Regions from separate parts of the Homo sapiens genome. Here regions 1 and 3 are each linked to region 2. A link is a loop called in an ENCODE intact Hi-C map of the cell type or tissue named here. Cell type or tissue: gastrocnemius medialis. All regions are shown on one strand. Each heading gives the region's core, and the rest is flanking DNA. Links, peaks and the distances in the headings are about the cores only. Region 1 overlaps CASZ1 (castor zinc finger 1). Region 2 overlaps PEX14 (peroxisomal biogenesis factor 14). Region 3 overlaps PEX14 (peroxisomal biogenesis factor 14).

Region 1 (10,263 bases), core at 1,086-9,085, 54 kb after region 2:
GGAGCTCTGGGGAAGGGTCTCGCTCAGCCCCACACCATCCACTACTTGACTACCCAGGCCGTTCCCCTGCCCATGGGTTCAGGCTGTAAGGGTGTATGCACCTAACCCCGGTCACTACCTTTGCTTCCTGCCTCCCCCAGGGCCCAGGCTCTGAGCCCAGGAGCCAGGGCCACCAGCATGGACCCAGCATCCCCAGCCAGGGTGGCGCCTTCTCAGCCAACCACAGGCCTGCATTCAGCACCCATGGCAGCAGGTAGAGAAAGCCTGTCATGGGCAGATGGGGTGTGCTGTCATGGGCAGTCCCGGTGTGCATGCTAGCAAAAGGCAGAGCACACTTGTGCCTGGGAGTGTGGGCGTGTGTGGGTGGCGTGTGTGGGGGGCGTGTGCGAGGTGCACGCGCAGGTCCAGGAGCGGGGGGGCGCTGCAGGAGGGCTCACGCATGGTTCTGTAGGTGCAAGAGTGAATGTGAGTGCGGCGCGCACCTGTGTGTGTGGAAGCGCATGGATGGGAGCCTGAGTGTGCACGCGCCTGGATGCACAGTGGATGTGTATAAGGTGTGAGCGGCAGGTGTGTCCTCAAGCACGGGCAACCCTGGTGAGGAAGGAGGCCTCCTGTCTAGTCTGGCTCCTGGCTCTGGGCATTGTGGGGTGGGGAGCGCCTTACTTGACAGTGGAGACGGTCCCCGTGGTGATGGAGTCTGTTTTGGAGAAGGTTGACTTCAGGTACTCGGGAGTGTTGAAGGACAGGGAGGCAGGAGGCTCTGGCCCTGGCCCGGGGGCGCTGGGGGCACTGGGCACGCTGGCGAGGGGTGCGGGAGCCAGGCTGGGGGTGGGCGGAACCTTGGCGGGGCCTGGCTTCTGGATGCCCCGGACGTCGTACTTGGAAGGGCGCCCCACCTTGCCTGTCTTGAAGGCGATGGCCCCGCCCATGTCGGGGCTGCCCTCCCCGGGTTTGAAGAGGTGCAGGTACTTGACATTCTCCAGGTCGTACTTGGATGGCTTCTTGTAGGTGCTCCCGTTCTGGGGCCGCAGATTCTCGCCGGTCTTCAGTTTTTGGATGAAGAAGTCGTACTTGGAGGCCCGGGCTACCAGGTTCTGCATCTGGACACTGCTGTGCGACGGCAGGGGCAGGATGGTGGCCTTGGTCTCCAGGTGGGCCGTGCTGCTGGGCAGCCGCAGGCCGGGCAGGGTGCCCACCACCTCCTTGCCCACCCGCTCCTCGGTCTTGGTGCTGGGGGCCGGCCAGGAGAGCTGCTCGCCAGCCTTGAGCTTGCGGATGTACTCCTCATACTTAGAGAACCGCGCCCGCTTGCTGAGGGTATCCTCGGAGGTGGGCAGCATGGAGGAGGTGGCTGCCTCCGGGGTGGAGCCCGCGTGCAGCTTCTCAAAGCTGATCTTCCTGGCCAGCTCGTCCCGCGTGTTCTGGTCATCATAGCCAAACATGCCGAGGAACTCGGTCATGGTGGAGGCCGCGTAGTCCCGCAGCGAGGAGGCCTCTCCTGCAGAGGAGGATGGGGGCGCATCACCTCTGGGAGGGAGTGGGAGGGACAGGAGGTCCCCCCACTGGGGGCCCCCACCCATAGAGGGAGGGGGTCAGTGTGGGGAGGGGCGGAGCAGGACACGATCTATGGACGTTTGGCTCACTTGTTAGGTTTTACGACTCTTAAATTAATTTGTTTTAAAAAAAAGTAATTAATACTGGGGTAAAATAAAACGAGTTCATCAATGCCAGGAAAATCAATTTCCTAAATGTTCTGGCCGATGGCTTTTCAGTACATTAAACAAAGTTTCATAAATGTCTCCGCTCTCTCGCCTTGGCCTAATATGAAAGAGAAGTCATTTTACTGGAAGTAAGGCCAGATCCCAACCTGCCTCCCAGGACAGGGAGCGGCAAGAACCGGGGACAGGTAGGGACGTGGGCCAGTGGGCAGCTGGGTGGGAGCCCAGGGGTGGGGAAGATGCTCTGGCCGGGGTCGGGGTGGGCCTGGCTGGAGGACCTCCCTTGACCCCACAAATGGATCCCCTGGGCAGATGAAGGGTCCACTACAAGCCTTCCTAGGACCTGGCCTCTTGGCCTCCCCACACCTTCCCAGGTGCTGAGGGTCCCTGACAACACAGCTCAGCCAGGGGCGCAGGTGTGTGGATGTGCCCCTGGCCTGTGACATAGGACCTGGACACGTCCTCCAACCCCCTGGCCTCCTCCAGTCACTTGCAGTCACACAAGGTTGGGCCACCCGGGGAGGGCAGGAGTCCGGGCAGGGCCTGAGTGCAGCCTCCTTACTGTGGCCACCCCGGGCACACCAGGAAGCCTGGAGCCACCTCCCCACAGTGACATACACACACATTCTCACATATCAACACACACTCACACACACAAACCCACACACAGTCACATGCACATGATCCCATACAACACACACATGCATTCTCACACACACACACACGGTCACATGCACACAATCACATACAACACACACATGCATTCTCAAACACACACACAGTGACATTCACACGATCACATACAACACACACATGCATTCTCAAACACACACACCCAACACGGTCACATTCACACAATCACATACAACACACACATGCATTCTCAAACACACACACGGTCACATTCACACGATCACATACAACACACACATGCATTCTCAAACACACCTACACAGTCACATGCACACACACACAAAACATACACATGCATTCTCATACTCTCACCCACAGTCACATGCATTCACAACACACACATCCATTCTCACACACACACCCACAGTCACATGTACACAATCACATACAACACACACATGCATTCTCATACACTCTTACACAGTCACATGCAATCACATACAACACACATATGCATTCTCATACACTCTCACACACCCACAGTCGCATGCACTCATACGCCATCACATACACACTCACATAAACCCAGTTAATTACATGCACACAATCACATACAACACACACATGCATTCTCATACACTCTCACACACCCACATTCTCACAATCACCTATAACACACACGCATTCTCACACACACCCTACACAGTTACATGCACACAATGACATACAACGCACACATGCATTCGCATACACTCACACACCTACACACAGTCACAACACACACATGCATTCTCATACACTCTCATATCCCCACGCACAGTCACATGCAATCACATAAAACACACACATACATTGACACCCACCCACCCCCACACACAGTCACATGCTCACAATCACATACAACACACACATACATTGACACCCACCCACCCCCACACACAGTCACATGCTCACAATCACATACAACACACATGTGCATTCTCATACTTTCACACCCACACACCCAATCACGTGCATACAATCACATACAATACACACATGCCTTATTACACACTCTCACCCGCACATACGCACAGTCATATGCACACACATGCCATCACATACATAAACCCACACACGGTCACATGCACACAGTCACACACAACACACATGCAATCACACACACTCTACACACCCAGTCATGTGCTCACAATCACACACACAATCACACACACTCTCACATACATCCAGACACGCAGTCACATAAAACTCATATACTTGCTCACCCCCACACAGTCACATGCAGACTCTCACATAAAACACACATACCCAGACACAACACACACACTCATACAGACTCACAGACACCACACACTCACACACCTCACAGACTCTTGCGCTCACACTCGGGCTCACCAGCTCCCATCCCTAGCCGCCTTCCTGCCTCTGCAGACATACAGGTACACAACCCCCTGAACCCCTGCCCTGGGTCTCTCGGAATGAGGGAGAAGGCGGTCAGTCCCAGGCTAATTCTGAGCTGTTCTTGCGGACCCACCTCTTCCGCACATGCCCCACCCCATGGCCGAGCCGTGACCCCAGTGCACACGCACACCTGCCCCTTCACTGCCCGTGTGCTACATGCCTCCCGTGTGCCATGCCCTGCATCAGGGTTAGGTGCACCCGCGAGACTGAGACCTGCACGGCCCCCGGGGACACCATGTTCTCTCTGCTCATGTGCAAGCCAGCCACGTGGGCACACTTGGGGCGGCAGGACCCCAGGCTGACTACACAGCCAAGGGAAGGCGTGGCTGGGGGGTCTCCTCCCAGGCGAACCTGCCAGGTCTGGGATCCTCAGAGACACCTGGGATGGGGGTCTAGAGGGGCAGGACTGGGCCTGGGGAGGGGAGGACACCTGGCGGGATGTGGAAGGAGAGGCTGTGGGCTCCGGGGAGGGCCTGGGACCCGGCTAGGGGAGGAGAGGACAGTCACAGGCAGCCACCTGGCACCCAGGGTGCACAGAGGGACTCAAGAAACCAAAAGACAGCTGTTCCCCTGGGGCGGGGCTGGCGGGTCAGCCGCTGTCCTGACCTCAAGCTACACAGGGTTGGGGGGCCCAGCTAGGGAGGAGTGGGCTCTGGCTGCTGGATTCAGTGGCTCAGGGACCAGGGAAAGGGGCTAAAAATAGCTGGAGGCAGCTGAGCCCTCGCTATATATGGCAGAGAAACAGGCTTCGAAGGGCAGGCAGCTTGCACAGGGAGGGGACCAGGCAGGGGTCCCTGAGGGGGCCCACAGGCCTGCATGGCCGAGCCCAGGGCCCAGAGAAGGTGGCTTGGGGGCCGAGCCCACAGAGGCAGCCAAGGCTCCGCTGTCTGTGTCCTCCAGCGCTCAGCGCTGAGTAGGCAGTCCCAGTGTCGGGCTGAGGGGGCGAGGCCTGGATCCCTGAGGCCATTGGCAGTTCCAGGCCCGCCTCTGCCAGCCCCGCTCTCCACTCCTCTGGGGGAAGGAGGCAGGGGCTGAGGCCCACTCCGCTCCCCGTCAGCTGCGGGCAGAGCTGGCCTGGGTGGGGGTGTGGAGGGGACGGTGGCCCTTGTCGCGTTCCTCTCCTCTCCTCTCCTCAGGCCCAGCACAATCACCTTGTGTCTGGCAACGGCAAGGGCTTTTCCTATCAGAGGAAACTGAAGGTCACACTTTTCCTCATTGATCTCGCAATGTTTGTTAATTACTCTGTCACTGATGTGGCGAAGGATAATTAAACAGCTCTGTTTATATCTTACATGCATAATTATGTGGCTGCGCAGGGCTCCCCGCACGGGGAGGAGATGCACCCCTTGCTGCAGGGGAAGGGCTAGGGGAGCGGGCAGGGGAGGCGCAGGGCACCGGGCACAAGGCTGGGAAGGAGGCCGGGGGCAGAGAGAAGGCCCAGACCTGGGGGCTGTGGTCCTGGCGACCCCCTTGCCTGCTGGAACCCCCGGCCCACCCTCCCCTGAGCAGAAGGCGCGCAGGGCTGCTCTCGATCCCCAGGACATGGACATGGAGACACCAGCAGAGCAGGGCCTCAGTGCCTCGTGGGAGAGAGGTCAGCCAGGGGACCGTGGCCGGGGCAGCTGGCTGTAAGAGGATACGCTGGCCGGGCTGGCAATCCATGTGGCCCTGAGACGTCCTGCTGGGAGGGCCAGGGACAGCGGTGTAGGGAAGGAAGAGGAGGCCAAGGGGAGTGGCAGGAGAACAAAGCTTGTCCTGGGCTCCTCCGAGAAAGCTCCGTAAGTAGCAGAATGTGCAGACAGCAGGCTCACAGGCTCATGCCGTTGACCGCTGCGCCCCTCTTGTGCCAGGTACTGTGCCCGGTAAGCTCAGGCCTCACAGGTGTGTGTAAAGAGTCACCTGCCCACCATCTGTCCAGCCATCTATCCCATCCGTCTGTCTATCCACCCACCCGTCTATCCCTCCCTCCCTCCCTCCCCACCTGTCCACCCCTCTGCCTGTGGTTTCTTGAAGACCCACTGTGTGTGGGGCAGCTGCAGCCCTTCCCTTCTCACCTGGGGTGCCCCTCCCCGTCCTAGTCTCTCCCACTCCAGGAGCCCTCCCTGGGTGGGATGAGGGGCCGGTATTTAGAGCAGGAGTGAGGAGTCGGGTGTGCTTACCAGACACACTGCCCCTTCCCCACTGGCCTCCCTGTCCTGGCCTTCAGCCTCCCTTCGAAGGCCAGGCACCCACCTGAAGCCTGCCTGGTGCTGGGGCCGCTGTCCTCCTTGGAGGCTGCCCCGTCCGAATCCTTCTCCTCCAGGGCACCGCCGTCCTTGGAGGGCTCCTCCGCGTGGTCTTCCTCATCGCTGCACCCCTGGGGCTGCACCATGTAGACACCCTCGGGAGGCAGCTCCAGGCCCTCGCGGGCAATCCGCCCCAACACGGGTGTGGGTGCCGGCTCCTCGCTGTACTCCCCGTTCACCCACTTCTCGATCACTGCCCGTCTCTTGTCTTCCTCGCTGCGGGGGGCCCGGGCTGCCCCAGACTCAGGGCCACTGCGCTCTTGGTCCCGGGGCTGCGATGGGCTGCCCTCCGTGTGGGAGCCGGCGTCAGCTCGCTTCTCCACCACCACCTGGCGGCTCAGCTTGGCGCAGATGGCGTTCAGCTTCAGGCCACCCTTGCGTTTGGGCGCCATGGCGGGCTTGCCTGCAGGCGGGTCCGTGCACCGGGTGCCCTCAGCTGCAGGGATGGAGGAGAGCACGGAGGTCAGAGGCGTGCAAGGCCAAGAACAACCCACCCTCCCGAACAGCCCTGCATCCCCCAAGCTGCAGGCCTCCCCCATTGACCACAGTGCCATCAAACTGCCCTGAGACTGCCTGGCATGTGTCTATCTCCCCCACTAGTCTATGAGCTCCGTGGCCATGCTTGAGAATCACTCTACTTTCTGAGCCTGGCAGGGTGCCTGGCACAGAGTAGGTAGTTCAAGAACTAGTCTGTAAATGAACAAATGAATGAATGAATGCCTCTTCAACTACAAGGGGCGCCCAGGTCCTGGAGGCATTTCCTAGGCTTGCTGGGCCCTGGGAGGGGGTGTGCCCTTTGACACACAAGGAAACTGAGGCCCAGGGAGGTTAAGGAGCCGGCTATGCGGTCAGGCTGTCAAGGGACAGCGTGGCATTCCTGGCAGCTTGTTCCGCTTGGGAGCGTCCTGCCTTACCACACGTTCCTGGGGAGGAGTCACAGAGAGCCAGGGACCAGCTTGTGCCAGCCTCTTGCCTCACTGTCCCGGCAGCACTTGGCTGGCACCCTCCCACCCGAGCACGTCAGCCCCTGGCGGCTCCTCTGCCAGGCCAGGTCCCTGGGCCCTACCTGACTCCAACCCTGCTCAGCAGAGAGCAGAGATCTCCTTTTCTCCCAGCCACTCAGGACCCTCCCGAAGGCCTCCGTGTTCCTCAGTCTCCTCCCTGCCTCAGGGTCTTCTCCAGCCCTTGCCAGCCCCCTCTTGGCCTCTCTGTCCATTTCCTGTTGCCACTCCCTTCCCCAAGCCTCAGTCAGAGCCATCCAAGTGGAGTTCCTCATGGCACTTCCTAGGGCCACTTGTCCCTATCCTAGGACCTTGCTCCCCAGCCTCGGCCAGCCTCTGCAGCCCCGGAAGGCCTGGCCAGCCCACTTCCCAGCCCCCAGGAGCTCCAGCAGGTGCAGGGTGGGATCGCTTAGGTCCCTCACGGAACGCCCCGAAGCGCCGGTCACAGCACCTAATCCCCGAATGTGACAGCCCGACACACACAGCCGGAAGGAAGCCCTCATGAGGCGACTTGAGAGCCAGCGACCTCCCTCGCGGCCGCATAGCCCAAACTCTGTCCCTGATAGGGCACCGAGGGTCCTGGGGGGGCATACGGCAAGCCCACCCACCACACAGCCTGGGACCTGCCACAAAGGCTGGCGAGGGTGGACACACACACACGCACACACACGCGTGCACACACAGCGCAGCCACATGGAACTGTCTGTCTGTCCGTCCATTTAGTGAGCTCCTTCTGTGGGCCAGACCCTGTGGTGGGGCTTGGGGACAGCGCAGTGGCCACAGCAGCAGGGGCTCGGCTCACACTCACTGTGTACAAAACAAAATGTGCCTCTCCATGGCCCTCACGGGAGGAATGGGCGTGTCAGAGTCTCCACATAGGCGGGAAGGCTGAGGGCAGGGCCCCCCGGCTCCATGGTCAGAAGGGGCTTCACTCTAATGATCACCCCCTGCCAACTTTCCACATGCCAGGAAACCCGATGAGAGGCCTACCCAGGCGGGAATGGCAATACCTGGGTCCACCCAGGGGCCGCATCCCTGAGGTGGACTTGACTCATACGCACAGATAACCGTCCCCTGATAGACACAGTGCCTGGCCGTCCCAGCCAGATCCTTCCCTTGTAGCCAGTGGCCAGTACGGATGGCTCACTTGGCCCAGACGAGACAGGGTGACTCTAGCCCAGCCAGGCCCACTGCCAGAGAAGGGTCTTCTCAGCCCACTCCCAGGCCTTCCAGTCCTGTGACCCTGGCTTCAGGGCCTTAGACACTTGCCCAAGCCGATGCCCACTCTACCCAGGTTCGTCCACATCTCCAAGTCTGTGCCACCCACACCCAAGACCCCAAGCACGATGCGGGGCCCCTCTCGAAGTTCTGAGACGGGGCCTCCTCTTCACAGCATCCCACTCGACCTCGGAGCTGCCCAGCAGGTTCTGTGACGCCGGGTGTCCTCCAACAGGCCTCCGGGGAAGCGGGCCTCACCTGGTCCCCTCATCCCTTGCCCTGGATGGGGAAGGGAAGGGGGGAGTGGGGGAGCCTGCACTATTTTTACCAGGAGGTAAGCAGCCAAGTGTGGATGGCAGACAGCAAATGAATCTGTAAATATTTATCCTAAGGAAGAGGGAAGCAGAAGCTCCCAGGGCCGCACTTGCTGCTGGTGACGCCCCCTCCCCGGGCCCCCACCCATCCTGGAGCCTCCCCGCACTTTGGCCCACCCAGCCCAGCCCACCTTCTCCCCATCTCGGCTGTGTGCCTGGCTCAGTCCCTGCCCGGGCCCCCACCAGCTGCGGTGCAGCTGTGTACCCAGGACCCGCCCCCAGCCCCAGGCCCCTTTGCTCCTGCCGACTCCCCCGGCACCTGCCCTCCAGCTGCCGCGCTGCCCCAGCCCACCTGCCTTCCAGATGCTGCCCTCCCTCTCCCTCTCTTGCTGGTCCCAGGGGTGGAGGTGGGAGGCGTGTGGGCCGGGGACACAGGGGCAGGAGGCAGAGGTAGGGCTTAGGTTTGTAAGTGCGAGCGCGTGTGAGGCTGGGCGGCGGGAACAGGGGTGCGTTGGAGCTGAGGTCTAAGCTTTCCGCCGCCTTCCGGCCCAGGGCCCTGGGATCCATAGACGATCCGCCCCCCACCCCGCTGTGGTCTGACCCCAGACTCCTGTCCATGTAAACATTCCTCTGACTTTCTTCCCTAAAATATAAACGCCGTGGCCAGGCCTCAATGGAAGGAAGCCATCCGTCCCCGGCCCTGTCACTGCCCCTTTCATCTCCTTCCCGCCACCAGCCTGCCCGCTGCTCTATTTACACTGGACACTTCCTCTGGGAACAATACTGCCCAGGAGGCAGGCTTGGGCCAGAGGGTGGGAAGGCGAGGGGACTCCTGCTCTGCTTCCCCAGAGACGGGAGAGGCGAGGGGAGGGGCTGCCGAGGTGGGCTGGGCCGGGGCCTGGGACCCACACACAGTCAGAGCCCACTCTCTGCTGGTGGCGGTGCTCTTGGCCTCCAGCCTCTGGCCCCACGGGCTCTGGCGCAGCACCAGGGTATGGCCTAGCCTCTGGGGTCAGGGAGTTGGGAGCTCACGGCGGAGCTCTGCCCTGCGCTAGCTCTGGCCCTGGGCAAGATTTTTCCCTGTAGAAAGGCGGCCAGGCTGTTAGGTGAGAGAGGGCACCTGTCTGTGCCAAGCACAGGGCCTAGCAGGGATGAACCTGGGAAAAAGCAGCTGAGCCCTGGGAGGGCCACCAGGCAGATGTGGTGCCACACGTGAGCTTGAGATTCCAAGGCTGAGAAACCTTACCTGGCCTGGAAGAGGCAGGGGACAGAGAAGAGGCCAGAGGTCTGGGGCAGGGGCGGGCTGGCCTCTCAGCCCCTCCTCGGATTCCTAGGTTCGGGACCTTCCCTCTCAGGGCGCCACGAGCAGCAGGTCTCCCCGCAGGTCTCTGAGCTGAGGAGACCCTGCACAGGGTTGGGGAAAACGGGCATGGACTGGACCGTCCACCTTTCCGGGCACTAAGGCATGACTTGTAACGGCCCAGCGGAGCCGGCACTGTCATTGTCCCATTTCATAGAGGAGGAGGCTGTAGACACTCCAGAGCCCAAGCTCACCCTGGCCAGGAGCTCCCGAAGGCTGGGACTTGGCCCCATCCCCATTAGGGCCCCTAAGCCGGCCCTAGGAAATCCCAGG
Region 2 (10,263 bases), core at 1,207-9,206:
ACCATCCCACGTCACCTTGCATGGTGAGAATGTTGAGAGCTTTCAGAATTTGAGAACAAAGGAAATTCCCAGAACGCTAGTCTTAGGCAAGGCTTTCTAGAAGGGGCAGGACTTGAACTGGCTTTGAAGATCAGTCAGCCATAAGGTAGACCCAAGGTGTCAAGGAAGACATCACTGTGGAGAGGGAACAGCAAAGGCCCGGGGCCAGGGTGGCCTGTGCGTAAGTGATACTGAGGTGACAGTAAACAGAAAGCATGCATGGGTGGCCTCGGGGTTCCCGTCAGAAAGCAAAATAGCAAATGTCGCCTCCACCTCTCTCTCTGTCTCTTCCATTTCTCTCTCATGCTTCCATTTCTTTCTCTGCTGGTTTAGCAGACAAATCTCTCTTTTTGCTACCTGAAAGTTACTGGTTTGTATATGAAGAAAGTATTTCTTTAATTTTGAGGAAATTGTGTTTTCTTTTGTCCGTGGTGCCGGTTTGGATTAGCAAGCACCCTCTCCATTTTGTTGCTGTGTGTTCTGCCTGGTGTGGTGCCACATGGGGGCTGAATAAATGCCATTCGCGGATGTTGAAGAGGGTAAGTATCACGGGAAGGAACCGAAATGAAGTGATCCTTTCCTTAGGTTTCTTGGACCATTACAAGTCTTTGGTGTTGATGGCAGTTAGGATTCTGGCTGTGCTGACAGTGTGTTAGTTTTAGAAAATTCTGCTACAGGTGACAGAGAACTCCAAACAAGAGTGGCTTAAAGAGAGAGGAATTTTTCTCTATTACATAAATGTAGGCAGCCCAGGCTGCCAGGAGGCTCTGTGGTCTGCAGGAACCCTACTCTGCCTCACTGCTCTGCATTCCTGACTGGCTCTCATCCGTCTCGTGGTGCAGTGTGAATGCTTCAGCTCCAACTATCCCACCTGCTGTCCAGCCAGCGAGAGCGGGGAGAAAGCGGGAAAAGGGCAGGCTGCCTTCTAAGGACACCTCTTGGAAATTGCCCATGTCCCTTCCACTTTCTCCCCATTGGCTGGATCTTGCATGGCTATCCTTGCCTGCGAGTGAGGCTGAGATGTAGTCCTGATCTCGTCAGCACATGTCCTCAGCTTTCCATATCCCATAGGAGGTTTGAGTTCTGATAAATACTGGGTTTAGGATAATGGTTGCCTCTGGGCTGGGGAGGAACACATGGCTAGCTTCAGTGGTATTTGGAAAGTTCTAGCTAGTAAATTAGGCAGGTTTAGAATTGCTCATTGTATTCCTGTTCTTATAACTTAAATAAATGTTATATTCTTTTGTATGTGTCAAATATTACAGGGTATGTTTTTTAAAGTTGCATTAGAATTCTCAGGTCTGGCTTCTTCTCTTGGTCCCAGCTGCAAGCTGTGCAGAGAGAAAACTTAGAGCCTACACCACTGGGTAGTGTTCCCAAGCACTCCTGACTTCCTGTAGCTCTTTTTTAAAAAAAATTCTGAATGGATTTTTTATTTTTTAAAAGTCTTATTGAGATGTAATTTACGTAAAATAAAATACACCCATTTTAATTGTACAATTTGAGTTTTGATAAGTGTACATTTCCATATAACCATCACTACATGACAGAACATTTCCAATACCCTGAAAGGTTCCCTTGGGTCCCATTTCCAGTCAATCCACCCTCCTTGATCCTGGCTTGAGGGCAACCACTGATCTGCTTTCTATTACTACCTATTAGATTTCTTTCCTAGAGTTTTTTTTCTTTTTTTAATATAAATAGAATCATACAGTATTGTACTCTCTTGTTTCTATTTTTTTTCTTTCCGCTCAGCGTAGTGTTGCCGAGATTCACCCAAATTGCTGTGCGCATCCGAAGCCTTTTCCTTTTTACCATTGGGTGGGTGGTATTCCATTGTAGGGATGCACCACAGTTTGTTTATCCATTCACCAGTTGATGGACTTTGGGTTGTTTCCAGCTTTGAGCTATTACGAATAAAACTTTTGTGAACATTCGTATACAAGTCTTTGTATGTTTTTATTTCTCTTGGGTGAGCGCCTAGAAGTAGAATTGTTGGTTTATATGTTAAGTGTATGTTTAACTTTATAAGAAGCTGCTAAACTGTTTTCTGGAGTGGTTGCATCATTTTACCTTCCCACCAGCAATGTTTGAGAGTTCTAGTTGCTACATATCCCCAACAGTTGGTCTTCTCAGTCTTTTTAATTTTAGCAGTTTTAGTGTGTATATGCTGGTATCTCATGGTGGTTTGGGTTTATATTTCTTTGATGACTGATTAGGTTGAACCTCTCTTTGTGTGTTTATTGTCCACTTGCATATCTTTCTTGTGAAGAGTGTGTTTCAGTATTTTGCCCATTATTAACAGTCTTCTTACTGAGTTGAATGAGGTTTTTAATGTATTCTGGATTCAAGTTGTTGGTCAGATACATGTATTATGAGTATTTCCTCCCAGTTGGTGGCTTGCCTTTTTATTTTCCTAACATTACCTTTTGAAGAGCACACAATTTTAATTTTGATGACATATATTTATCTTTTTTTCCTTTTATGATTCATGGTTTTGCATCCTAAAGAAGACTTTGTCTATTCCAAGGTTGAAGAGACTTTCTCCTATATTGTCTTCTAGGAGACACTGTCTCACTCTGTCACCCAGGCTGGAATGCAATGGCCTGATGTTGGCTCACTGCAACCTCTACCTCACGGGCTCAAGTGATCCTCCTGCTTCAGCCTCCCAAGTAGTGGGGACTACAGGTGTGTGCCACCACACCTGGCTAATTATTGTATTTTGTGGAGAGATGGGTTTTCACCATGTTGCCCAGGCATGAGCCACTGCACCCAGTTTATAGCGTTAGTTTTTATGTTTAGGTCTGTGATCTATTCTTAGTTAATTTTCGTGAATGGTGTGAGGTGAAGGTCAAGGTTCGTTTCTCCCCATAAGGATATCCAGTTGTGCCTATACCTTATGTTCAAAAGATTATCTTATCCGCATTGAGTTACATGTCTATAAAAAATCAACTCACAGCCAGGCTTGGTGGCTCACATCTGTAATCCCAGCACTTTGGGAGGCCAAGGTGGGCGGATTGCCTGAGCTCAGGAGTTCGAGACCAGCCTGGCCAACATGGTGAAACCCGGTCTCTACTAAAAGTACAAAAATTAGCTGGGTGTGGTGGCAGGTGCCTGTAATCCCAGCTACTCAGGAGGCTGAGGCAGGAGAATGGCTTGAACCTGGGAGGTGGAGGTTGCAGTGAGCTGAGATTGTGCCACTGCATTCCAGCCTGGGTGACAACAGCGAGACTCCGTCTCAAAAAAAAAAAGAAAAAAAAAAAATCAACTGACTATATATGAATGGGTCTGTTTCTAGATTCCTCTTTTAAAAAAAAATAAAAAAAAAAACAAAGCTATCGAAGTATACTTTATATGTCATACAACTCATCCATTTCAACTATACAATTCAATGATTTTTAGTAACTTTACCGAGTGATGCAGCTGTCACCATAAATCAGCTTTAGAGTACTTCACCTCCCCTGCAAGATCCTTTGGGCCCATTTACTGTTAATCCCTCTTCCCACCTCTAGCCCCAGGCAACCACTAATCTCCTTTTCATCACTATAAATGTCCCCTTTTCTGGACATTTCAGGTAAATGGAATCAGAATATGTGATCTCTTGTACCTGGCCTCTTTCACTTAACCTGATGTTTTTGAGGTTCATCCATATTGTAGCATGTATCAGTAATTCATTCCATTTTATCATGGAATAGTATTCTGTTGTCTGGTTGTACCTCATTTTGTCCATCAGTTCAGCAGTCGATGGACATTTAGATTGTCTCCAATTTTGGTGAAGATGAATAATGCTGCAAAGAACATTTCTGTGCAAGTTCTGTGTGGACATACGTTTTCATTCCTCTTGGGTAGATATCTAGGAGTGGAATTGCTGGATGTGGTAGTTTTATGTTTCTGGATCCTTCTTAATTCTTTTCTTTCTAATTAGCTTTTTGTAAGTATAATTTACATACAATAAGATACATCAATTTTAAGTATACAATTCAATGAGTTGTACAAACAAGTTGTAACTCATTTAACTCCTGTAACCAACACTACAATCACAATATAGAAAATTTCTATCACCCCAGAAAGTTGCTTTGTGCCCTTTATGTCGTCCTTTTCCCCTGCCTCTGGTTTCTGTTAACCACCAATCTCTGCTCTGTCACTGTAGTTCCTTGTGCCTTTTCAAACATTTCTTATAGAACAGGTGCAGTGGCTCATGCCTGTAATTCCAGCACTTTGGGAGGCTGAGGAGGGCGGATCACCTGAGGTCAGGAGTTCGAGACCAGCCTGGCCAACATGGTGAAACCCTGTCTCTACTAAACGTACAAAAATTAGCTGGCCGTGGTGGCGGGCGCCTGTAATCCCAGCTACTCGAGAGGATGAGGCAGGAGAATCCCATGAACCCGGGAGGCGGAGGTTGCAGTGAGTTGAGATTGCACCATTGTACTCCAGCCTGGGTGACCGAACGAAGCTCCATCTCAAAAAATAAATAAATAAATAAAAATAAAACATTTTGTATAAATGGAACCATATAGTATGTAGACTTCTGTGTCTGGTTTCTTTACCGTAACATAATGGTTTTGAGATTGATTCATGTTTTTATATACATATATATGTATTGATATATAAATACATATTTATATAAATACATATAATTTTATTCATATATAATTTATATATGCATTTCTATATTATATGTAAATATATGTAATATATATTTGGAAAATACATATAAAAGGAATGAACTGTTTATGTCTATATCATGATTGTGATTCATGGTTTTTGCATCCTAAGAAGCCTTTGTCTACCCCAAGGTTGAAGAGACTTTCTCCTATATTGTCTTCTAGGAAGTTTTATAGTGTTAGTTTTTTGGAGACACCATCTCACTCTGTTGCCCAGAGTATATTTATTATATATTTATATATATTATACACAAATATATATAACTTTACATATATATATATATATACACACACACACACACACACACACACATATATATATACACAGAGAGAGAGAGATATCATTCTTTTTCATTACTGAGTTGTATTCCAGAGATCAGTGGGCTTTCTTTTTCGTTTTTCTTTTTTTTTTGAGATGGAGTTTCACTCTTGTTGCCCAGGCTGGAGTGCAATGGCGTGATCTTGGCTCACTGTAACCTCTGCCTCCCGGGTGGGTTCAAGTGATTCTCCTGCCTCAGCCTCCCGAGTAGCTGGGATTATAGGCATGCGCTACCACGCCTGGATAATTTTGTATTTTCAGTAGAGACGAGGTTTCTCCATGTTGGTCAGGCTGGTCTCGAACTCCTGAACTCCTGACCTCAGGTGATCCGTCCGCCTTGGCCTCCCAAAGTGCTGGGATTACAGGCATGAGCCACTGCCTGGACTTTTTCTTTAAATGGGTATATTTTAGACTTTGTGAGCCACATATCTCTGTCACATGTTTTCCTTCTCACCTTTTTCTCTTCTCCCTTCATCCTCTCTTCTTTCTCCTCCTTCTTCCTCTTCCTGTTCTTCTTCTCCCTTTCCCATGACCACAATTCTTTAAAAATTTAATAACCAGGCTGGGTGCGGTTGCTCACGCCTGTAATCCCAGCACTTTGGGATGTGAGTTGGGTGGATCACTTGAGGTCAGGAGTTTGAGGTCAGGAGTTTGAGGTCACCATGCCTGGCCAGCATGGTGAAACCCTGTCTGTACTAAAAATATAAAAATTAGCTGAGCCTGGTGGCATGCCTGTAGTTCCAGCTACTTGGGAGGCTGAGGCAGGAGAATCACTTGAACCCAGGAGGTACAGGTTGCAGTGAGCTGAGATTGCGCCACTGCACTCCAGCCTGGGTGACAGAGCAAGACTCTGTCCCCCCACCGAAATAAAAAAAAAATTAATAGCCATTCTTAGCTCATGGCTACATAAAAATAGGCTAAAGTAGGATTGGCCAACTGGCTATAGTGCCAACTTCTGTTGCTCCATGTACCGCAATTTCTTTATCTGTTGACCAGTTGGTAGTCATCTGGCTTGCTCCCAGTTTGGGGCTATTATGAGTAAAGCTGCTGTGAACATTCATGTATAAATCTTTATGTGCACTTATACTTTCATTTCCTAGGAGTGGAATGGCTTAGTCACATGTTAGGTCCATGTTTAACTTTAAAAGAAACTGTCAAACTATTTCCCAAAATGGTTGTAGCGTTTGTGTTCCCATCAGCAATATGTAAGAGTTTCAGTTGCTCCATATCTTTGTCAACACCCGATAGTCTCATTTTTGAGTTTAGCCATTCTAATGTGTATGTAATGGAACCTTATTGTATAGTACTTTTAATTTGGATTTCCCTAATGGCTAATGACATCAAGCATATTTTCATGTACTTATTGGCCATTCGTATATCTTTTGTACAGAGTCTCTTCCAATCTTATGCCCATTTTAAAAGCCACTTTGTCTTTTTATTATTATTGAATTGTCAGAGCTCTTTATGTATTCTAGTTACAAGTGCTTTGTCAGATATATGCTTGGCAGATATTTTCTCCCAGCCTATGGCTTGTCTCTTCATTTTCTTGACAGTGCCTTTTGAAAAGCAAAAGCTTTAAATTTTGATGGTGTCCATTTGATCAGTTTTTTCCTTTTTGGTTCATGCTTCTTATATCTTAAGATGTTTTTGTTTACCCCAAGGTTGCAAAGATTTTCTTCTATGTTTTCTGATTTCTTATAGAAGTTTTATAGTTTTTGCTTTCTTGTTTAGGTGTGACCCATTTTGAGTTAATTTTTGTGTATGGTATAAGGTGAGAGTCAAGGTTCATTTTTTTTTCCTATGGATATCCAGTTGTTCAGCATGGCTGTTGCAAAAATTATCCTTTCCCCATAGAGCTACCTTGGCCTCTATCAAAAATCAGTTGACCATGTAAGCATGGGTCTATTTCTGGACTCTTCTGAATTCTTAACAGCTTAATTAGAGCTCATATTTTTTAATCTATGGACAGGGGATATAGATATGCCTCTCGGTGTCCTTCCTGCCTAAAGATGACACTGCTAATGGCATTGTAGCCCATGAAAAGTGGAAAAGATTGTCTTTCATGGGATGTACGTGTAAATACAGGCTTTGCATTTTCCAACAGGACTACTGTTGGGCTACTGTGGTGCCTTTTGCCATCCAGGCTGCCAAGTCCTTCTGTTCAGAGCAGAGACGATCTGTTTCTGTTGCTGCTCTCTGGGCCTGTCTTTCTGCCCACTGCCAGCCATCCACAGCCATGTGCTTCAGGGCCCACCCCGCCCCCAAGCTATAGCCAGCCCTTCTCAGCCCAGCCAGGTCCCCGTCTCTCTGCACTTGTGCTCTCCACCTCTGTGCTGTAGCAAGCACTGATTTGGTGGGCTGGCTTTATTCCAGGACCTTACTGGGAGTGAGCCTGTCTTGTCATTTAATTTTCAGGGTGGCTTCTGAGCGAAGCTGATGGGCTGATGTGAGAAGCTAGAGACACTGCTGTATAGAGACATGGCTCCAACCCTGATGAGCCTGGAGGCGACCTCAATGGGCTGGCCCCGTTTCTACCACTGCCTTGCCCATGCTTGGGCTGCCAGCCTCCCCAAGGACGTGAGAGTTCTCTCCCTCTTGTCAGCCAGCACATCACTGGAGTGCCTGTTGTCTCGGCAGGATGGTTCCGTGACAGCTCTCAGCTCTGTGTTGCCGATGAACCTTTACTGGATTGCAGGATTTCCATGGTGTGGATCGGTCTGTGACTTGCTCAGCAAGGTTTCAGGCTCAACATTGCCGTGTTGTATGCACAAGTCCTAGTCCTGTGCATGTGTTCTTAGTTGATGATGTTTGTTCTCACCTGTTAGGTGAGAATTTGGTTGGTGGAGGTATAAAGAAACAGAGTCATGTTGGTTTTGTTGGTGTTCAGTGAATAGTTAGGAGCTGTGGGGATGCACCTCTCCTGCCCCCGCTCTACCATGGTTTTACCCAAACTGGAGCCTTTGCGCAGGCTGACCTCCATGGAGCCGGGCAGAGCTTAAGCTAGTTCGTGGAGTCCTTGGAAGGTTGGGTTTTGAAGAGCTCCATGCCCTTTGCTCTATAGCAGTTTATCCCCTGACCTCATTGCAGCCCACAGCGCCACAGCGTAGAGGCAGTCCAGGAAGGCCCAGGTGTGCAGGATGAGGATTGCCACCACAGATGCCCGTCTCTTCAGCCTTCACAGAGATGCCAGGGCTTTGGTACTGGTGAGGAACCCCTGCCACGCAGCTAGGGCGCCGGTCCTTAGACAGCTGGGCTCTGAGTGAGAGTGAAGATATCGCCTGTTCTTGGATTCTTTGGGGCTCACAAAGCCCTGCCACCTTCAGTCAGTGCTTGATAAGAAGAGAAAAATGTCCTTGGAACCCCCCTGGCTGGTGGTGGCATGAGGGTTTCTGACCCCAGGCTTGTTGCCCACTTGCTACCTTGTCTGCCTTGTCTGCATGGCAGGCCAGTCCCTGCTTCCAGAGTGGAGACTCGAAGCATTTAAAAAGCCCACTCATTCTCTTCCTTTTCTTCCCAGCTAGAGAAGAGTGACTGCCCCATCTCCTGCCCTTGTCTTTATACCTCCGGACATTCAGGGAGCCTGGTGGCGGGGAGGTGTGTTCCCAGGCGCCCTGCTCTCAGTTCCCTTGCGGGGTCTGCACCAGACTTGGAAAAAATAGGCCCCAGGGTGGGGAGGGGCAGGACTTGAGGTGGTCGTGGCTGGGAGTTTGAGCTAGTGTGGACTGTGCTAATGTTTTTGCAGTAGCCTGGTCTGTTACCCTCTGAGAGCCACACAGCGGGTAGGAGTCATCTCTATCCGAGTTTTTCTCTTTTTTCATTTTGCCACAAGACAGAATTGTATCACACATCTCCAAAACGAGTAAAATGGCATTTCAGCTTCTTGTCTTTATAGACTCTCTGAACTTTAGGAAAGATCATTCTGGTCCCTTTTCATTAATAATGAAAACCAGGGGGCAATAAAATGTTCTTAACGTGAGCATGGCAGGAATGAGGAGCGGTGAGGGGTGAAGGGTGAGGCTGCAGGGACCACAGGTGTTTCTTGGGGCTGGAATAGCTCAGAACTCTGGAAAGTGAGGCAGCTATTGGGAGGGTCCTGGTCCTCAACCCACACAGCCAGCGTCTGCTCAGCCTTGACAGCCCAGAGGGCCCCAGAGAAGGCTGTCCTTCTCATGGCGGGATGTTTGCGGGTGAGCAGAGGAATCCAGCAAACTCCAGGTGCTGGTCAAGCTTTCAGCCAAGTCACAGCTGCTTTCTTGCAAGAGGCTTCATGGTGTCTGAGAAATCAGTGGTGAATATGGTATTCGGGCCGTGGGCCCCGTTCTGCACTTGTTCTGCCTGAGGATTTTGGCTGCAGGGAGGGATGTTCCGGGTATGGATGAAGGCCCTCCTGAGCAGGGACTCTGAGAGAGCGGGGTGGCCAGGTTGCTCTGTCTTCACTTTTTCCTCCTGAAAATGGACTTGCACTAGATGTCAGGTTTTGTATCTGGAGCGCCAAGCAAAGCTGGCTAGAAGAGGGGAGACAGAAGAGACACCTGACCAGGACTCCAAGTGCCCGGCTCCTTGGGGTCGAGGTGAAAGATCCGTCTGCCTCAGTGCTCTTAGAGCTCCCTGTATAACGAGAGGTGATTTGTGTCGGGTGGGGGTGTCCACCATCAGTGAAGTAGCACTGTCCCCTTCCCATGGCAGTTTCTTAGACACCGAGTGTCACTGCACAGCCTGGGAAGGGAGTGGGGGAAGTCCTTGCTAACCATAACACAAACCCCAGAACCCATAAAAGAATAGATTGATAAATTTGTATAAAAACCTCTGCATGCGACAAAACACCATTAGCAGAGTCAAAAGAAAAATAAACCAGAGAAGATGTTTGCGATGCAGATCACAGACAGCGGGCTAATATCCCTGCTATATAAAAAGTCTCTCTAAAGTGACAAGGGAAAAGAAATCAAGTAGAAAAGTGGAGAGCATACAGTACACCGAAAAGGAAATGCTGATGAAAACATGCTCAATCCTCACTCAAAATGAGATCAATGCAAATTAGAACTAGAGTGAACTTCTGTTTTCCTGCTGTGGTATTGGCAGGAATCTCTGCGTTTGAATCGTGCATTGTGTGGGCGCAGCCGTGGGGAAGCAGGCATTGCGCAGCGGCTCAGGGTGAATTATCGGCCCCATGGAGGCAGGGTGGCAGTATTTCTCAAAACTGCAAATGCACACGCCCTGGGACCACCCTCTGGGGGTTCTGAG
Region 3 (10,263 bases), core at 681-8,680, 96 kb before region 2:
CTCCATCACTGACCCACCAATTATAGATCAGCAGGGAAGGCAGCCCAGGGATGGTTTGTGGTTGGCACAGGCTGCCCACCTAGAAATGTGAGTTATTCTCTACCTGCCACCAAGTTGGGCTTGACTAGATCGATCCTTTCCTAATTTTGGACTTTGGCATCTCTAATTGCATCACACGGCTCCCTGGTTTACAGGTTTCAGCCTCATTTCATCCCTACACGTGCTGCTGGTGTCTTTCTTAGTTCATGCCTCCTTGGCATGTCTACAAAGTATTAATTTGCAGAGGTTTTGTTTGTATTTTCCTTTGAGGTTCCCTGGTGCCTAGAATGGTTAGATGGCAGGCTGCAGATAAATAATTCTGTTGAAACAGCAGGTTTCTGTGCATTTTTGTCTGGTGTGTCCAAGTAAAGGCAAGTCTTTGTGGGCACCATATTAAGCCCCCTTTTTGAGCATTTATCTGATTTGTGTTCCAGCTTATCTACTTTGCTCTGGCATGGAGAAGGAAAAGTCCCATTTCCTGCTAGGCTGCCAGGCACTTATGTAAGACTTTTAGGTGCCAAAGTAGGAAAGGAGTCCCTGTGTTGTATGGCCGTATATATTTTGCATGTGTGTTTCCTGGCTGTTTGGCACCTAGGCACTTTGCTAAGCCCTGTATGGGTTGGGCATATACCGTATTGCTCAGCTCCTGGCAGAAAATAGGCACTCATACATATTTGTGGAATGAGTGAGTGTGTGTGCTCACTTATGTGCGATGGAGATGATGAGCCAAGGAGTTGGATTGCACAGTTGCTGCCTGGCGTCCTGCTAGGAACTTAGGGTGCAACATTCCCACTGGGCCACACATATGCCGATGTTCAGTGGATGACTGCTACGCAAGCAACATAAAGAGGCCATTTTATGAAAGGGAACATCAGAGGAAACATTATAACTGAGACCTTTATAGCCTTTCCATTATTATGGTTTAAATCTTGACAGTCTTTATTTGCAATGACACTGGGACCAGTAAAGACAATGCTCACTCCCACCTCCTCGTTCTCCACATCCTGTTCCGTAGCTGTGGTGCACCGATAGGCATCGTTAAATGTGCAGGCAGCAGAGCTGCTGGTTTGTCTAGAAACAGCCCCTTTTGACTCAGAAGTTGGAACCCAGATGACTCACCATTCTATTTGTTTTATTGCAACTGTCATTTCATAAAATGCCCTGACAGCTTTAAACTGTAAATGCCAAAGTGAGGTTTTTGTCTTTTTTATTTTGTTATCTCCTGTTTTTTCTAATCTTTTATATTTCTATTTTCTCCTTTCTTTTCAGACTTATTTTCTCTTTCATTACTGTCTCTTTCTCTGTCCCTCCCTTCCTTCCTGCCTCCCCCCTTTGATGACTCTAATGGCATGAGTAGTTGAAGTGGTTTTTGCTAACATCATGGTGCGTTCTTTCCAGCTTTAATGCTATCTGATTGAGCGTGTCTCCCCTCAGATTTTTGTGTAGGGTTTAGAAATGGAAATGACCATGCACATCAGAGTTTAAATTTTCCTAGGAAAGTCTGCCATGAACTGTAGGACCTATAACTTCTAGAGATGGAGGGACCCCTGACATCTGTGGACTATGGACTCCTGACTTCTGTGGACTCTAGAATTTATGACTTCTGTGGATTGTGGGGCCTCTGACTTCCATAGACCGTGGGACTGTGACTTCTGTGGACCCAGGGACCTCTGAATTCCATGGACTGTGAGACCTCTGACTTCTGTGGCCTGTGAGATCTCTGACCTCTGTGGCCCGTGGGACCTCTGACTTCTGTGGTCTCTGGGACCTGTGACCTCTTTGACTTCCAAGTCTTCTGTGGACTGCAGGACCTCATCAACACGTGTATTGCCAGAAGAGAGGCTTGATTGTGTTAACCTGTTTCTCTCCAGAGGTGTCACATACTAGAATTTCTGCTCAGTCTTATGGCTTAGGTGGGGTGTTGAGTCTAAATATATATATTTTTTGAGACGGAGTCTTGCTCTGTCACCCAGGCTGGAGTGCAGTGGCATAATCTTGGCTCACTGCACGCTCCGCCTCCCGGGTTTACGCCATTCTCCTGCCTCAGCTTCCCGAATAACTGGGACTACAGGCGCCTGCCCCCACGCTCGGCTAATTTTGGTATTTTTAGTAGAGACAGGGTTTCACCATGTTAGCCAGGATGGTCTCGACCTCCTGACCTCGTGATCTGCCCTCCTCGGCCTCCCAAAGTGCTGAGATTACAGACGTGAGCCACCGTGCCTGGCCCAAGTCTAAATTTTTAAGGACTAGAGCTCTCAGACCAGGACTTTCTGGATCTTTTTTTCTGATACCCAACACTGTGGCACTTGACTAAGTCACCTGATTGATGACATGAGCATTGCTGGGTGTTGAAACACCTGGCCAGGGAAACAGAGACTTCTGTGGATTCATCCAAAGGATGGCAGACAGATTGTGGAATTTTAATGAAGGTGGGGTGGATCCCTGATGTTCGCCTGCTTTGAAGCATAGCAGAATCCCAGCATTAACTTCAGGGGTGTTGGTTGGAAACCTGCACTGGCGTCGGTGGTTATATTCCACATTTGTCAAATCCTTAAATCCAACTGAACTAATTTTAGAAGTAGCTAGTTATAATGAAAAAGAACAATATATTCAGATGCATAGGATCGTTTTTAAATGAAATGCTCCCTGTTCTTTTCCTTCTTTTTTTTTTTAACTTTTATTTTTTATGATGGAGTCTTGCTCTGTCGCCAGGCTGGAGTGCAGTGGCGTGATGTCGGCTCACTGCAACCTCCGCCTCACGGGTTCAAGCGATTCCCTGCCTCAGCCTCCTGAGTAGCTGGGACTACAGGCGTGTGCCACCACGCCCGGCTAATTTTTTGTATTTTTAGTAGAGATGAGGTTTCATCGTGTTAGCTGGGATGGTCTGGATCTCGTGACCTCGTGATCCACCCACCTTGGTCTCCCAGAATGCTGGGATTACAGGCGTAGGCCACCGTGCCCGGCCCTTTTCCTTCTTTTATAAAAGGCCTTTGGTCTCTTTTGGCCTTCAGGGTGAGCCATCCTTTGACTTATATTAGAATACATTTTTTTTCCTGTATGCCTCCAATGAAGGAGAGTGTGAGAGTGTTTTCTATGATGTGAGTGGGAGAAAATAGCGTGTTTTCACAATAGTTAACAAATTGATGGCTGTGAGTTTTGAAAGTGAGTTCTGTATATACACTGGGGTAGGATTCCACATAGAATGCTGTTTTTCACCCACCTGGCTGGTTGTCTGATTCTAACATAGCTGCTATCCCTGATTCTAGAAATCAGAAAACCACAGGCTGTTCACATAATACTCTACCCTTCTGAGGCTAAGGTGGGAACAGGATGGTGGCGGGGTTTGAGTCAACATGGTCTCAGTTCCCACCAAAGACCAGTGTGTTCCCCTGTTCCAGCCGACAGCTTGAACAAGGATTCTAAAGTTTCTGGCCGTTTTAATTGAACTGCAGTGAGGGGTGGCCCGATAGCCTGCTTAGGACATGGGTAATTACTCCTAGGGCCTGGGAGCCAAGTGTCCCTCGCAGGTTCCCTCTTGGTTCTCTACCTAAGGATATCTTCCCCTTCCCTGGGCAGGGCCTCTGAGGAACAGAAGGATCATTTAGTGCTCATGGCCTGCTCATTCCTTGGCTTCTCTGCTGAGCTATCCAGCAGGGGTGCCAATTCTTCCATTTAGCTGACTATTATATAGCCCTTAAAAGGGAAGGGTTTATTTTAGCTGGCTGCTATATTGATTGCTATAGGGACGTTTCTATTTTCACTGGCTGCTATATTGACTGGGAAAGGGAAAGGGGCCGTATTGCCGGGAGCTGTCATATTGACTGTTACAGAAAAGATCTGTATTTAAGCAGTACCAGTGCACTGGGATCTCCCAGGCAGGATATTAATGCTAATTCATCCGCTCACCCCCTGCTGTGAGTGTTATTTGTTTAAATCTGTAGATTCCCACAGCGCGTTTATATCCTCACTAGAGTGAGCTCCGCTCCCTGTAATTATTTAACATTATATGCTGATATAAATTGTAACAGTTAAAGAATGGTAATGAGTAGCCAAAAAAGAAAAAAAGAAGAAAGAAAAGAAGGAAATAGAAAAAAAGGAAAAAATGTATAAAATAATCTATGCCTCTGTGTGTGTGTGTGTGTGTGTGTGTGTGTGTGTGTGTGTGTGTATGGTGTTAGAAACGGCAGAGTCACCTTCTAAAACAGCAGTGAGAAACTTCTGTCATCCTTTCTCCCAGTTCAGGTTGATTTGTACGGTGCTGCTCAGCCCACGTATTGTGCATCTGTATGTGTGTATGTGCGAGCGCCTGTGTACGCACGTGGTCGTCACCCGCCAGAAAGATGCCATAGTGAGGTGTGCTATACTGTGTTGTTTGTGCACGTGTGTAACAATATACAGTGTTTGTTCAATGTCCTGGCAGGAAATTGGTCTATTAGCGATTCACCTTCTTGGTGAGTAGCTAATACCTTATTTTGTTCAAGGTTCCACGTTCACACAGGAACTTTGGGCCTAAGACGCAACTCAAGGGAAAGCCATTGGGGAATGCTCAGTTGGGATTGAACTAATAGGCCATTGGGTGTCACTGTCGCTCTACTGGCTATAGGAGAAAGAGGGGTTATCTGCTGGGGAAACTGGATTTCAAAAGAAAGAAGTTTTTCTGCTTGAGTTGGAGGTGTTGTCTCTTTGAGATGTTTGTCTCTCATTTGGAGATTCCTTTAAAAAAGTAGTTGTTTGCTTGTTTTTGCTACACCAAGCTTCTGGCATTTTTATTGTTCTTGAAAATTGTGTACTGATTGCGATCTGTTCTGCTATCACCTGCAGTGCATCTAGATGAGAACTTCTGTGTGCAGAAAACTGTCCCCCTTAAAAGCCTGGGTAACAAGGAGAGCTGATTTGGGCAAGAACTTGAAAAAGGAGGGAGAAAATCTCCTTGGGCAAATGCTTGCCACTCCCCTGCCGCCTGCCCCTGTGTAGGTGGGAAGAGAGCGCAGAGGGAGAGCCAGGCTGCTGCCTGGTCACAGAAGAGTGGGCTCCGTCCTCCAGCGGGCTCTCCAGCAGCATGGATCTGTGCCAGGCTTCACCACAATTCATACTGTGTCAGTTTAATAAATGCACTACTTAAATTATGAAATTACAAAAGAAAAAAGAGAATGCACTTATTCAGACTCTTAATACATTAAAAATAAGGCATTAAAACTCTGACTTTTTTTTTTTTCTTCCAGAATCAATAATGAACAGGAAGGGTTGTAGACATTAACAGTCATGGACATTCAAACTCTTATACATAAATTATCTTAGAAAAATGCACATAAGACTTGAATAATGTAAATACATTAATGCATTTAATAATTTAAACATTAAAGCGCAAGCAGGAATTTGAGGCCGAGGCTGTTCTGAGGTAAGGGATTGGTCCTAGAACTCGTGTGTCCCAGGATCGATGGGTGATTTCCCCTTGAGACACCCTGGAAAGAGAGTGCCTGGCCGGCTTGTGTGGCCGAGGATCCCTGGACATTCCTGATCTCAGCTGCCTCCCAGCCTCTTATTTTTGTGTATCCTGAGCTTCGTTCTCAGTTTCATGTTCTCTACTCCTGTGCTTCTAATTGTTTGTTAGAAAACTAAATGTTTCCACTTCATAGAACAATAAACTTTGAGAATGTCTTGGTTGAAAAACCAAACCAAAGTAAAAAATCCTTCACCCGGCTCTGGCTGCTTGTCTGCTTGTGATTTGAGAAAAAGGAAGTGGCTGCTCCTTGTGATCAGCCTGTCATGTCTCAGCCTGGAACTCCACTGTGTGCTGTGGTCAGGGGATCCAGGTTGTGACATGCTGACAGATTTGAAGACTGGATCTAATGGGAGAGCAGAAACGATATCCTATATTAGCCTCTGTGTGTTGGGCATAACGATGGCAGGTAGCCATGCCAGGAAACAAGACAGGTGCCATGGAGTTAGACTCAGTGGTCTGTGATCATACCTTACTTTGATTTGAGGGTTTAACCATTGGGTAGACTGATGCTACTGTTTTTTCCCCTTTCTTCCAAAATTGTATTTGCAATAGCAGAAAGTCACTGGAAACTCCTTTTCTGGCAGAATACCGAATGATCTAATTCAATTTTTGACATCTGCACTGTGAAATACCCTGGGCAGAACTAAGAAGCCAGGCCTATGTGTCTTAAGTTTTCATTTATTAATGCTAATGCTGTTCTCTGGTTGTTCCCTAGCCCTGTTTTATAGTCCAAATCACAGATGAGAAACTAGAAGAACTGTAGAAACTGTGTTACTGAGTACATAGTCTGAGAACTTTGTCTCTCTTTGTAGAAGAGTGTGTCTATTTGGTCAGTAATGCAAATGTTGTCCCACTGGGTTTGCTGTGGGACCCACTAGGTTTGCCGTGGGACCTTGAGAAACGGTTATCAGATGGCGGTGACTGAACCAAACCTGTTTTCATTATTGCCAGGTCCGTGGGAGTCTTTTACAGGATCTCAAATCTCCTGCCTGAAACTTTACCTGGGATTGTCTTGATTTGACCCAAGCCTCGTCTGTGCTGGCATCTGTGACTTTGTTTGCAACCCTTTCTAGTCTTTGTTGTGGCCAAGGACAGTCTGGTCTCCCAGCTAACATGGGTACAAACCAGCTTCTAGCTACTTGCAGGAGAATAGCTATGGGTTGACTTGGCATCTGAAGCAGATACAAACAGATTAGGCTGAGCTGCCCCAGAACAGCCAGAAGGAAAACCAGTACTTTAAAAACTGGTCGTCAGGTATTGGTTTAGAAAGAAAGTAGTTTGGAGAATGGGTGAGGACAGCCTGGTGAGTGATCCCGAGGTCACGGGCTGTCCTTGGGATGTGCTCAGATTCTTCTCTAGACCTGGAGAGCAACAGCCGTGCCTCACAAGCCCTTCTCCACATGTTTTGTTTTAAGATGGCAGAGCCTTTCTTTGCAGTTTTAGTTCAGCCTTGGGATGACGGTCAGACCTCGGTTTGTTCTTTTCTTTTCCAGTTTTCAGAGCCCAAGCCTGCTCCCTCTGTTGCTTGTCCAGCCTTGACCAGTGACTGTCTTCAGCCTGCACTCTGCATTTCACCCCAGCAGTAGGAAGAAGTGAGGTCAGAGGAGCACGTGAACCAGGGAGAATCGAATTCTCTTTGGATTTTGCTGGTCACACCCAGCAAAGCTGCTTTCTCTTCCCTTAAGTTCCAAGAACTGTTTGATGGCCTTAACTGCACAATTGGCTTGTGCCAGATTGAGATGTGTTGAACTGGGCAGTGGAGGTGGGGGTGAGGGGCAACTCCCTCTCCTATTGGGGGCAGAGTGCTGGCTGCATCAGGCAGTGATCAGATAGGCACTGATCGGGTCGGTTCACCCTCTGATATAGCCCGTATGCAGACTTCCTTTGAAGAGAGAGGAGTCAGGCTCATTAATTAAAGGAGCCTGGCTTGAGAGGCCTGTAATTATAGGTGCTAGAAATCTGAATTTTAAGAGGTTGTGCAGCTGCATTTTGAAAAATGTAGGGAGGCACCGAGAAGTACTGGTTGTGGGCAAGAATGTGGCTGAACCAGATTTTGGAGGTTCAGGTTTTGGCAGAATTCCCCTCCAAATTCATATTTATTCTTTCTTTCCATTTTGTTCTTTTTTTTTTTTCTAAATGGGAAGCAGAACCTGTGATTTTTTTTTTTTTTAAATGAAGGTTACACCCTGTGACCGAGAGGCTAGCATTGTCAGAGTATATGGGGGGCAGAAAGGAGTTGCTGTGAACTAGAAGATGCTTAGTTTTTGAGGAAACGGCACATCTTTGGGCCTTAGGGATTCAGTATTTGAAAAAAATTAAATAATTTCTTTCTTGAAATGAGTGAGGGGAGCAGGGAGCAGAAGCCCAATTTGAATGCAGTCTAGGGAAGTAAGTCCCAGGCAAATGGTGGACTCTAGAACCTTTGTCCCAACTTGACTTCCCCAGAAGTGTCTCTTCCTCTGTCATGCGTTACTTTTCCATGTGAACCCTGAGTTACAAACAGAAAATTTCAGACCTTTATGGGAAGTCCTGACCTGTGCCTTTTCTCTCTCATTTCCTCAGTTATTTGTAGGTTGACCTTTTGTTTTGGGTGCTTTTTCGCTCTCCTCTCCTTAAAAAAAAAGTATCCCTCTTTGCTTCTTGTCAAAAACCTTTATTTCGGTCCCTGACTATTTGCATCTCTGTTAATTAAGCATGGCTAATTTGATATGTAGATGGGATGGGGAGGGTTAAGGGTTAGATGAATAGAGGTCTACTCCCTGCCTCCCCCGGGTGGTGGGCAGGGGTGCTCCACAGACCTGCAAGACTGAACAGCTACACACGGCTGATGGCAAACCCGATGCCAGGGGGAACCTCCTCTCTGCCTCAGTGGTTTTGTCTCCTTGGGGATATTGAGAGCGTCATCCCGTTTCACAGACTGGACCCTCTGTGAAGGGCTGAAAAAATAAAATATAAAGGCCAGTTCTCTGTGCTCTTTTCTTACATTCTTGTAGTGTATATATTGGGAAATCCACGGGTGAACCCTTACACTGTAGAATAGAACACAAGTGTCCAAGACTCTCACTTGGTGCATTTACAATATGCAAATTCCAATTCCAATTAGATTGAAATCTCTATTTAGCAGAGTGGTTTTGTGAAATAAATAACTTTTGAAGAAGGAGGCCTGCTATATGTAATAAATATATATTTTTCCTTCAGTTGCCTGCATGGTGCTTCCTGCGTTCCCAGCCCTTGCCCGAAATGCTGATTCCGAAGCATCTTTGGGCTCTTTACAGAAGAGATGCTTCTCCTTCCCTTCCTGGCACAAGGATTTCATCCTTGATTTACAGTGCTCAGCTTGTTAGTGCCGGTGAAGGGGAGAGATGGTGTGAAGGTCGTTATGTCCGTTTTGTCCTCTTGGAGAGAAAGTGAGGGAGTGTGTTTCTTGCCGTGTGCTTGTCGTGGTAGTGGTGGAGTTGGAGAGGCCCCCACTTCTGTCAAAAGGAGTCGAGCCAAACTCTCATCCTCTCTTCTTCACCCTGTATACTACACGTTGTCCAACAGGGGGTGAATGATTTCAAAAGCGGAATTCAGAATTTCAGGAAGAGTAGCACACCACCGAGTAGAGGGCCTCCCCCTAACACCCCCCTTTTCATCATTCTCCCCTCCTCAGCCCAGCCGTGACAAACTGACAGATAATTAACAGATCAGACCCTCCTATTAGGCGTGCCCTGTGCTGGAAGCTGCTCTGGCTTTATGCAGTCCTTTAGCAGCTCTGTGTGTGTGGGTGGTGCCTCACTAAGTGGCCATAGCAGAGGGCAGGGAGTGCTTTGGGAAAAGCAAACAGAATGCTCTTTGGAAGAGAGAGTGCTTAAGAGGGAGAGCGGGGGCAGTAAGGTGCCTGGCTTGAAAGCACCTGGCGAAAAGACTCGGACTTTCAGGGTTGTGATCCGGAATACCACCGCCTGTCTCAGGGAATGGTGCGCTGGGTTATAATAGGATGCCTTATTACAAAAAACATTTTGAAGGCCACTTCCCAGGTCAGGCTATGCATTAGGTGCACTCTTCCTTCGGTGTAAGACTGTGCTGGACTTGCAAAATTGGAAGTGTGCAGCCTGTTGTGTTTCAGCCTTGGCATTAAATATTTCTACAGAGACACTGCCCTATGTGGCTTTCTCTCAGCTACCTAACTTTTCTTTCCCTGGTGGAAAGAAGAATTCATTGTGAGAATATTCATTTCTACTTACTAGTGACTTTTAAAAACTACTTTTCTTTGTTTTTGGACACAGGGACTTGCTGTGCTGCTCAGGCTGGAGTGCAGTGTGCAAACACGGCTTACTGCAGCCTTCACCTTCCGGCCGAAGTGATCCTCCCGCCTCGACCTCCATGTAGCTGGGACCATAGATGTGTGCCACCACACCCAGCTCATTTGAAATTTTTGTTGTTGTTGTTGAACAGAAGTGGTGAGAGTAAAATAAAAATAAATTAAATAAATAATATGTTTTGGTAGTGACAGGGTCTCACTTTGTTGCCCAGGCTGGGTCTCAAATTCCTGGGCTCAGGCGATCCTCTCACTTCAGTCTCCCACAGTGCTGGGATTACAGGCATGAGCTGTTGTGCCTGGCCTTCTTCTTCTTTTTTTTTTTTTTGTTTTTTTAACTAGAGACAAGGTCTCACTCTGTCACCCCAGGCTGGAGTGCAGTGCTGCGGTCATAGGTCACTGCAGCCTCAACCTTCTGAGC

Evidence for each region. Peaks named below come from ENCODE experiments on the same cell type or tissue, not always from the same donor. Only the 100,000 strongest peaks of a DNase experiment are listed, where the experiment ranks them.
Region 1: a loop joins it to region 2, with 2.3 times the contacts of the local background. A loop is called at or near these places in 2 of 110 quality-filtered maps.
Region 3: a loop joins it to region 2, with 2.9 times the contacts of the local background. A loop is called at or near these places in 5 of 110 quality-filtered maps.

The regions. Positions count from the first base shown.
Region 1 is chr1:10,659,039-10,669,301 of GRCh38, forward strand. CASZ1 (castor zinc finger 1) reads right to left here. Exons shown (of 21, transcript NM_001079843.3): 5 at 6,045-6,533; 6 at 664-1,498. Among named protein-coding and RNA genes, the nearest start is that of CASZ1, 130 kb to the right of the region's middle. RefSeq lists enhancers at 729-1,239, 1,240-1,750, 5,374-6,122, 6,123-6,870. In gastrocnemius medialis, for the core only: no CTCF peak of the experiment used is centred there; DNase peaks (open chromatin) are centred at 4,734, 5,463, 7,033, 7,540 and 5 weaker places; H3K27ac peaks cover 5,462 bases.
Region 2 is chr1:10,605,384-10,615,646 of GRCh38, forward strand. The region is part of intron 4 of PEX14 (peroxisomal biogenesis factor 14); the gene reads left to right. Among named protein-coding and RNA genes, the nearest start is that of PEX14, 140 kb to the left of the region's middle. RefSeq lists an enhancer at 10,149-10,263. In gastrocnemius medialis, for the core only: no CTCF peak of the experiment used is centred there; a DNase peak (open chromatin) is centred at 5,838; H3K27ac peaks cover 2,327 bases.
Region 3 is chr1:10,509,993-10,520,255 of GRCh38, forward strand. All of the region lies in intron 2 of PEX14 (peroxisomal biogenesis factor 14), which reads left to right. Among named protein-coding and RNA genes, the nearest start is that of PEX14, 40 kb to the left of the region's middle. In gastrocnemius medialis, for the core only: a CTCF peak has its summit at 4,606; DNase peaks (open chromatin) are centred at 779, 2,379 and 5,819; H3K27ac peaks cover 425 bases.